2 separate regions of the Homo sapiens genome follow, and region 1 is linked to region 2. A link is an interaction called in ENCODE POLR2A ChIA-PET data of the cell type or tissue named here. Cell type or tissue: HepG2. All regions are shown on one strand.

Evidence for each region. ChIA-PET counts read pairs that join two places held together with the same protein. Peaks named below come from ENCODE experiments on the same cell type or tissue, not always from the same donor. Only the 100,000 strongest peaks of a DNase experiment are listed, where the experiment ranks them.
Region 1: POLR2A ChIA-PET joins it to region 2 with 6 read pairs; 3 of 35 experiments call an interaction of 5 or more read pairs at or near these places.

The regions. Positions count from the first base shown.
Region 1 is chr18:42,323,236-42,327,235 of GRCh38, reverse strand. The region is part of intron 3 of LINC00907 (long intergenic non-protein coding RNA 907); the gene reads right to left. Among named protein-coding and RNA genes, the nearest start is that of LINC00907, 140 kb to the right of the region's middle. In HepG2, no CTCF peak of the experiment used is centred here; no DNase peak of the experiment used is centred here.
Region 2 is chr18:42,046,833-42,050,832 of GRCh38, reverse strand. PIK3C3 (phosphatidylinositol 3-kinase catalytic subunit type 3) reads right to left here. Exons shown (of 25, transcript NM_002647.4): 21 at 1,228-1,302. Among named protein-coding and RNA genes, the nearest start is that of PIK3C3, 94 kb to the right of the region's middle. In HepG2, no CTCF peak of the experiment used is centred here; a DNase peak (open chromatin) is centred at 2,462.

The sequences.
Region 1 (4,000 bases), 280 kb before region 2:
GCAAAATAGTCTGGGACAGAGACTATTCTCCGCAACCCCATGTAGCACAGGATTGGTCACAAAGCAGACCTCTATAAATATCTCTTGACTGGCTAACATGAAAAGCACCCATCTCCTGCTTAGCCTCTTCAATAGGCAAAAAGGGAGGGTATTCCTTGGGTCCATTCCAGTCAAAGAATGGGCTAGAGTCAGAGTCATGGTGTCACATCAAAGGTCACTGCTAGAAAATTTCCTCTGCGGAAACTCTAAAATATTGGCACATTCAGTCTAAAAATGTACTTCAACAGCTATTTTCCTGCTTCCTTTGCTATGAGGAGGCAGAATGCCAGGATTCTTTGTAGCATGGGAGTCTTGAAACTGCCATTGCAAAATTATAACTGAGAAAATTATGACACTGAAAGAGATCTGACCTAACTAACTCTATCTTTCTTCTCACCTCCAAGCTGTCCTTGCTCATTCCTGGGTGTAGGCCTAACTAACTTTGGGAGGAACTTAGTTTATAGTTCATAGTTTAAAACAAAGACAATAACAACCCTTTCCCAAAACAAACCTCCTTCTTGCCTGGGGACTATACTGCCTTTGTAGGACTAACAAATTAGCCACAACAGTAGAAATTATGGTGTAGGAGTCATGCAGCTGGGGGTTATGAGATTATGACCTTCCCCAAATTGCTCGTGGGAATAACATCACTATTACAAAACCTAAGATCAGTGCTTGAGATATTTCGCAGACCCTGCACTTGATGGATCAGCTGGCACCACCCAGGTTGATAAATTGGCTCATCTGGTCTCATGCCCCCGACCCAGGAATTCACTCAGAGCAGGAGGACAGCTTTGGTTCCCTGTGATTTTATATCCCACTCGACCAATCAGTACTCTCGACTCATCGGCCCCTATCTGCCAAATTATCCTGAAAACCCCCAATCCTAGAGTTTTCAAGGAGACTGATTTGAGTAATAATATAACTCTGATCTCTCATATAGGCAGCTCTGCATGAGCTCTCTCTCTATTGCAATTTCTCTGTCTTGATAAACCAGCTCTGTCTAGGCAGTGGGCAAGGTAAACCCATTGGGCGGTTACAGTCTCCTAAATTAAATTTTAGAGCAAGTAATGGTGCCCTGCTTTTGACTATGGTCATATAATGTCAATATTTTCAGATAAGAAGTGGAAACATTTATCTAGCATCAGTATTTTTAGTCTACTCTTACATTCTGCAAAGAGGACCGTATGGTCCTATGAAGAACTCTCACAGCATTAGTGCTTTGAAAAAATCCAGAGGGAAAATGTGAGCCCATTCGCAGGACACCCAAGAAACCTGAGTAAATTTGAATGGGTTCTGTAGCCCCGCCTCATGCTCCACTATGCCATATTTGATGATTGCATGTATGGAGTCATGTAAGCGGTCTGTAAACCAAAAGTATCCAAGACAGATCTCAATCAATTTAGTTCATTTTGCCAAAGTTTAGGACATGCCCCTGTCACAGTCATAGAAGGTCCTGAGTTCATGTGCTCAGGGTGTTCAAGTGATAGCTTGGTTTTATATATTTTAGGGAGACATATGACATCAATCAGTATATGTAATATGTACATTGGTTCCATCCAGAATAAAGGAACAACTTGAAGCCAGGCAAGGAGTCAGTGGGAGGGTTCCAGGTCATAGGTGGATTCAAAAATTTTCTGGGAGGCTGAAGCACAAGAATAGCTTTAACCCAGAGGGGTGAAGGTTGCAGTGAACTGAGATCATTCCACTACACTCCAGCCTGGGCGACAGAGCAAGACTCTGTCTCAAAAAAAAAAAAAAAAAATCTGATTAGGAGTTGGTTGAAAGAGTTTATATAAAGACCTCGAATTAATAGAAAGGAGTGCCTGCGTTAAGCTAAGGGGTTGTAGCGACCGAAGTTTTTATTATGTGGATGACGCCTCCAGGTAACAAGCTTCAGAGAGAATAGATAATCTTAAGGTCTGTTTTAATGTTAATGCTGACGAGTTGTTTCTGAATTCAAAAGGTGCAGGGCATAATGAGGCATGTCTGACCACCCATTCCCACCATGGCCTGAACTTGTGTTTCAGGTTAACTTTGGAATGCCATTGGCTGAGGAAAGCAGTCCATTCAATTGTTTGTGGGGGTGGCCCTAGAATTTCATTTTTGGTTTACACCTTTGTACTTCTGAAAAACTATGCAATTTATTCCCCATGAACAGTTTTGGATGAGGAAGAATTTTATCTCTTAATGTTTAAAAACAGTGCTTTAGGCTGCATTGGTAAATGCAATTTTTCCCAGGGTTTTCATGAGAATATGCAACAATGACAGGACACAGTGATTCCCTTTTGGAGCTTCACAACTCTCCTGAAGTAGAATTTATGAGCCCATTTTACAGAATCTTTTAACAAGATAAAACAAAAAGATTGTTTAAGGTCTTGGGAAAAATTACTGTGGAAGACTAGGCTACATTGATAGAAATTTTAAAGATTTTAAAGACAAAATCCAGTGTTGAAAAGAGTGTGAGAAATGAGTGACATTTTAAAGGGATACAGTTTTTTTAGGAGGAAATTTAGTATTCTTTATCAAAATTACTCACAGACATATTCTTTGACCCTGAACTTCTGCTTCTAGAAATCCGTCCTATAAAAATAATTATGAATGTACACAAAGACAAATATATAAGAATGTCTATTACTCCATTGTTTGCCACATAAGAAAAATGATGGCAAGTACAATGGTGTAGGTCATATTTCATCTATACTATGAAATATTATAAGGTATTTCTTAAACAGGGAGAAGCCTTTTACTATTTTATTGTGTGTATCTATCTATAGCTTGAAACATTTTACAATGAATATCTACTTATATATTAATTTAATTGTTTAGCTTTTATTTATTTATTTTTTTTATTTTTTTGAGACAGGGTCTCATTCTGTCACCCAGGCTGGAGTGCAGTTGTGCAGTCACAGCTCACTGCAACCTCTGCCTCCCCGGCTCAAGCGATCCTCCCTCTTCAGCCTCTGGAGTAGCTGGAACTACAGGCACACAGCACCATGCCTGGCTAATGGGGTTTCTCCATGTTGTCTAGGCTGGTCTTTTACTCCTGGGCTCAAGTGATCTGCCTGTCTTGGCCTCCCAAAGTTCTGGGATTACAGGCATGAGCCAGCATGCCCAGGCAATTTTTAAAATATTTTAATGTGACAAACTGGGCCAGAGTCCAAATTCTGAATTCATATCTACTGTTCGTTTCATGGTGGAATAAATTGTAAAGGGCTTTTTTAGATCCACATGTCAAAAAATTTAGCTCTCCCAGGATCTGCAGGTCACATAAGTTTTCTGGGGCAGATGTGTTATAACTTGAACACAGGGATGTGTGTATAAGAGTCATTCCCTTAGGAGGTCTGGCAGTGCTTTCTTGAGCTTGTTATCTGGCAGAGAACGAATAGATTGGGTATCAAGAGATAACACATGGGGGACAATACTGCTTTTTTACTGGTCTAATAGTTACTCTAATCTCTCCATTCACCTGTCACCTCTTCTAAGAAGTCTAATTTGTAATTCATATATTTATTCATTAAAATCTTTATTGTTTTGTATGTGTCAAGCATAAGAGTCATAAGATACTGAACTTTTTTTAAAGGAAAATAAAAGAGTACACTGGTATATAAGCAGATATTGAAAAAAGATAGTAATAGGGGTCTACATGGTTTCTTTCCTGGCCTTTACGTTATGTCCCCAAACTGACTTTGATTACATATTGACAGTACATACCTGAAAGAGTGTAGAGGAGATGTGATAGGATAAATAGATGGACTGAGAATCAGAAGCTGGGGATACTAGTCAATTTCAAATTATGAGAACATAGACCAGCTATTCAATTTCTCCAAAACTCAATTTCCTTATTCCTGCCTCTCACACTGATTTTTCAGAGAAAACAGTCAATATAACACACACATAAGTAATGCATGTAAACTACAAAAGAGCATATCAAAATATAAATTACTTTTGGCCTGCATGG
Region 2 (4,000 bases):
GAGGCAGGAGTGGTTTGACATTCAGACAAATGGCCTGCCTGGACAAGCCACAAGGCCCCAATAAAGGGTTCAGGTTTCATTCAAATTGTTTAGGCAACATATATTGTTTGCTTCAAGTGGGGTCAAAGTAGTAAAAATGAAGACAGTGGGTAACTTCATGATCTATTTTGGAGTTGAGGAGTAGACAAGATTTGCTAATAGGTTCAGTATATGAGATGAGGCCAAGAGACATGTTAAGAATGACTTTGAGGTCTAGAGCTTGAACAACTGGGTAGGTGATGTTGCTATCTATTGAAATGGAAAAATGAGGTGAGAAACAGGTTTTAGGCAGGTAGTAGAGGAAAGGACAACCTTTTACAACTGGCCATATATAATGACAATTTCAAGTAAGCAGTTCGATATTTCAATTTGAAGTTAATGAAATGGACTGAGGTAAAAAGCTGTAAGTCTGGAAGCTGTCTGCATAAAGATAAATACATAGGGCTAAAGAGTTGTCAGGACAAAGGGGACTGAGAATGATTATCCCATAGAACTCCAAGGGGAAAAGCAAATAATTAAAGGTAGATATTAAAGTGAATTAAGCACACTTTGTAAGAGAAAGGACATTTTAACAATCTAACTAGAGCTATACAGTAAGAGACTAAGCTACTTGTATCCATTATTGGCTTTCCATAAAAAGAGGCATTTTCCAGTACAGAAGTGTGGGCAAAATGACCATCTGTAGGATTACTACTAAAGCAATTCTTAAAAGGGAAAGGACTTTCCCTAAATGTTCTTCCAAGGTAACATTTAAAGGAATTTTTAAGACTCTCTGATTTATCTTCAATTACGCAACTCATCTTTTTTTTTTTTTTTTTCTAAGATGGCGTTTTGATCTTGTTGCCTAGTCTGCAGTGCAATGGTGCAATCTCGGCTCACTGCAACCTCCGCCTCCCGGGTTCAAGCGATTCTCCTGCCTCAGCCTCCTGAGTAGTTGGGATTACAGGCATGTACCACCACGCCCGGCAAATTTTGTGTGTTTAGTAGAGACGGGGTTTCTCCATGTTGGTCAGGCTGGTCTCGAACTCCCAACCTCAGGTGATCCACCCGCCTTGGCCTCCCAAAGTGCTGGGATTACGGGCGTGAGCCACCGCGCCAGGCCGCAACTTATCTTGTTAGTACATAGATTCAGGGGTAAAAACCATGGGCATATACAATGTATGTCTACTGGTAGTCATTAATTGTTACCTGTTTTTGTTAGCAAAAGGTTATCCAGGTGCCTGTCTCCAACTCCAAGTATATAGGTGATCACGCAATATCCAGCTGCAGTAACAGTTAAAAAAAATATGTGAAAACAAATGCAAACCAGGTTATACATTCTACTGAATATAAAAGCAGTTTGTGCAACTTTAATATCAATTTGTTTTCTAATGTCTCTGGTTTCTCATCTGAATTCTCAAATATGCAATCTTCATGTCTGTCACTTGAAACTCAAAGTACTATTTAAAAGAGAAAATCTTGTAGAATTCTGTTAAATTACAAAAGTCACTTGCATCAAAACTTAAGTTAGGTTCAGGAGACCTTAAATTATAACATGGGCCTAGCAATTCTAATATCAAATTGGACACAGTTAAAAGTCAACCGTCAATTATCCCATAACTCGTAACCATGTTATCTGTAAGATAACATAAGTAAATGCAGGGTTAAATTGTTTTTTAAGTCTGTGGAAAAATAATCTTGAAATGGAAGCAGATAGAAAACCAAATGCATTCATTTGAGTGGTAAAGACATTTATGAAGTTAACACAATAATCTTCTAAAGCATTAAGAAAAATTACATGATCAAGGCTAAAGGCAAAGACATTGGCTCTAGCTGTATTCTGTTATCTTTTTATTCTAAAAAAAGTCTGGAAATTTAGCATTTATTGAAACTACTTAAACAGAATTTAGCAAATAGCACCCTTTTGGAGTTTGTTTTTTTAACTATGTTTATTTCTACCATTAATAACCTGACAACAAACACAACTTGTAAACATATAAAACTATAGCAATATTTACAAAAACCTGTTTATTTCAGCCCATGTGTAAAAACAAGATGGGACCACCTGTTAATGAACTTATAACCCTGTTCAAATTCAATAAATAATAAAGTTCATTTGACTTAGGTTCTGAAGGCCATTCCAGAAGTCCAAAAGCAACTTAAGCAATGGCATAATTATTGGAAAAATAGTATTAATTAATAATAATCACAGTTACAATGTACTGAAGACTAGGCTCTTAGCTAGGCATATCATATTCATCATTTCTAACCTGTTTAATGATGCCAGTTAAGTAGATAACCATCCTTCAAATGAAAAACTTCAGGCTCCAAGAATTAATAGTATTGTTCAAAGTCACTGGGCTGGGATTTGTGTCCAATGAAATGTAAGCAAATATAGATGCAAGGAAAGCAGTTTTAAGCAAGCGGCTGACTCAGCTAGGAGGTTAGCCCTTTAGGCCTTTTCTCCTTCCTGTCTAGATTGCGACATGATGACTGTAGTTGCAGACCATAAGGAAAAGGGCAAGAGAATCACAGAGAAACACAGAGCCTTCACCTGGTCCTAATCACCTTAAATAGTTAGAACAACAGCAATTTCTTATAACTAGTTTTGTCACAAAAGAGAAAATAAACTCTTATGATTAAATCACTATAGGTACATTATGTTAACTGCAGCTAAATGCAATGATAACATTTAGTGGTCCACTGAGGAGGACTTAAAGGGTATCTAGATGAAGGGAGAATAAACTACAGCCTGATGGTCAAATCTGGTTCCCCTCAGTTTTTGTAAAGTTTATTTGAACACAGTCATACTCATTCATTTACACACTGGTTTAAGCATTACAATGGCAGGGTTGAATGGTTACACAGATCATCTGACTTGAAAAGCCTAAAATATTTACTATCTGCAAAGCTTTAGAGAAAAGTCTTACTCACCCTTGATCTAGAGCATTGCTACACAAAATGTGATCCCACAGACTGGCAGTATCACTATCACTTGAAAGCTTATTAAATATGTAAACTCTTCAGCCTTACTTCAGTCCTACTGAATCAGAATTTTTAGGGGCAGCAGCCACAATTCCATTTTAACAAGCTTTCAAAAATTACTATGCACACCAAAGGTTGAGAAGCCTTCTCTAAACTCTAGTGTATTGATGAACATAAGAATCACCTGAAAATCCTGTTAGAATGAAGATTCTGATCACAGAAGTCGGGTAAGGCCCAAGATTCTGTAATACAAACAAGCTCCCAGGTAAAGTCAATACTGTGGGTCCACAGATCACACTTTAAGTAGCACTGCTCTAAAACTGCCACAATACATGCAATTTCAAAAATGACTACAGACTCCCCATTGAAAAATAACTAAGTGACTTACTGAGGGATATTAAATTTGATATTCCTAAAGAGAAACTAAGTACAATACCCTGAGAACATATGAGAACTTAGTACACTTAGGTTCTCTAACATGTGATTCGTAGAAATCTACCTGCCACTCAAGGGTACTAAACTACCGATAATGTGCATATGAAGACAAGCGAAATTCCTACAATTTTGAAAAATAACATCACTGTACATCAGTGCAGCTGAGTTGTTCAATCCAGACCTACTTACTATTCCCATTTTTAAATTATAAATTACAGTTAGTTTTTGTCACTATTTACTTTGTTTCAAGTTTAGCTATCTCTATAGAATACTGATTCACCTGTGTTGCAACAGTTAATTCTGACCTAAAATTTTCATGTAACTGGATATACATGAATTATGCTTAATCCTAACGATAAAGCAAAATATTTCTATAAACTACTCATCATCAAATTTGAGAGTGCATTTCATTGTTATATGGAAATGCAAAAATAAGTAAGGGTCTTTTGCCCTGGCTCAGTGGATTATGGTCATAAATACGTTGGATGGTCATTCTGATAAACATGTTTAGTCAAGTGAAATATATGTATCAACATATGGCCATATTTAATAGTAAAGATGA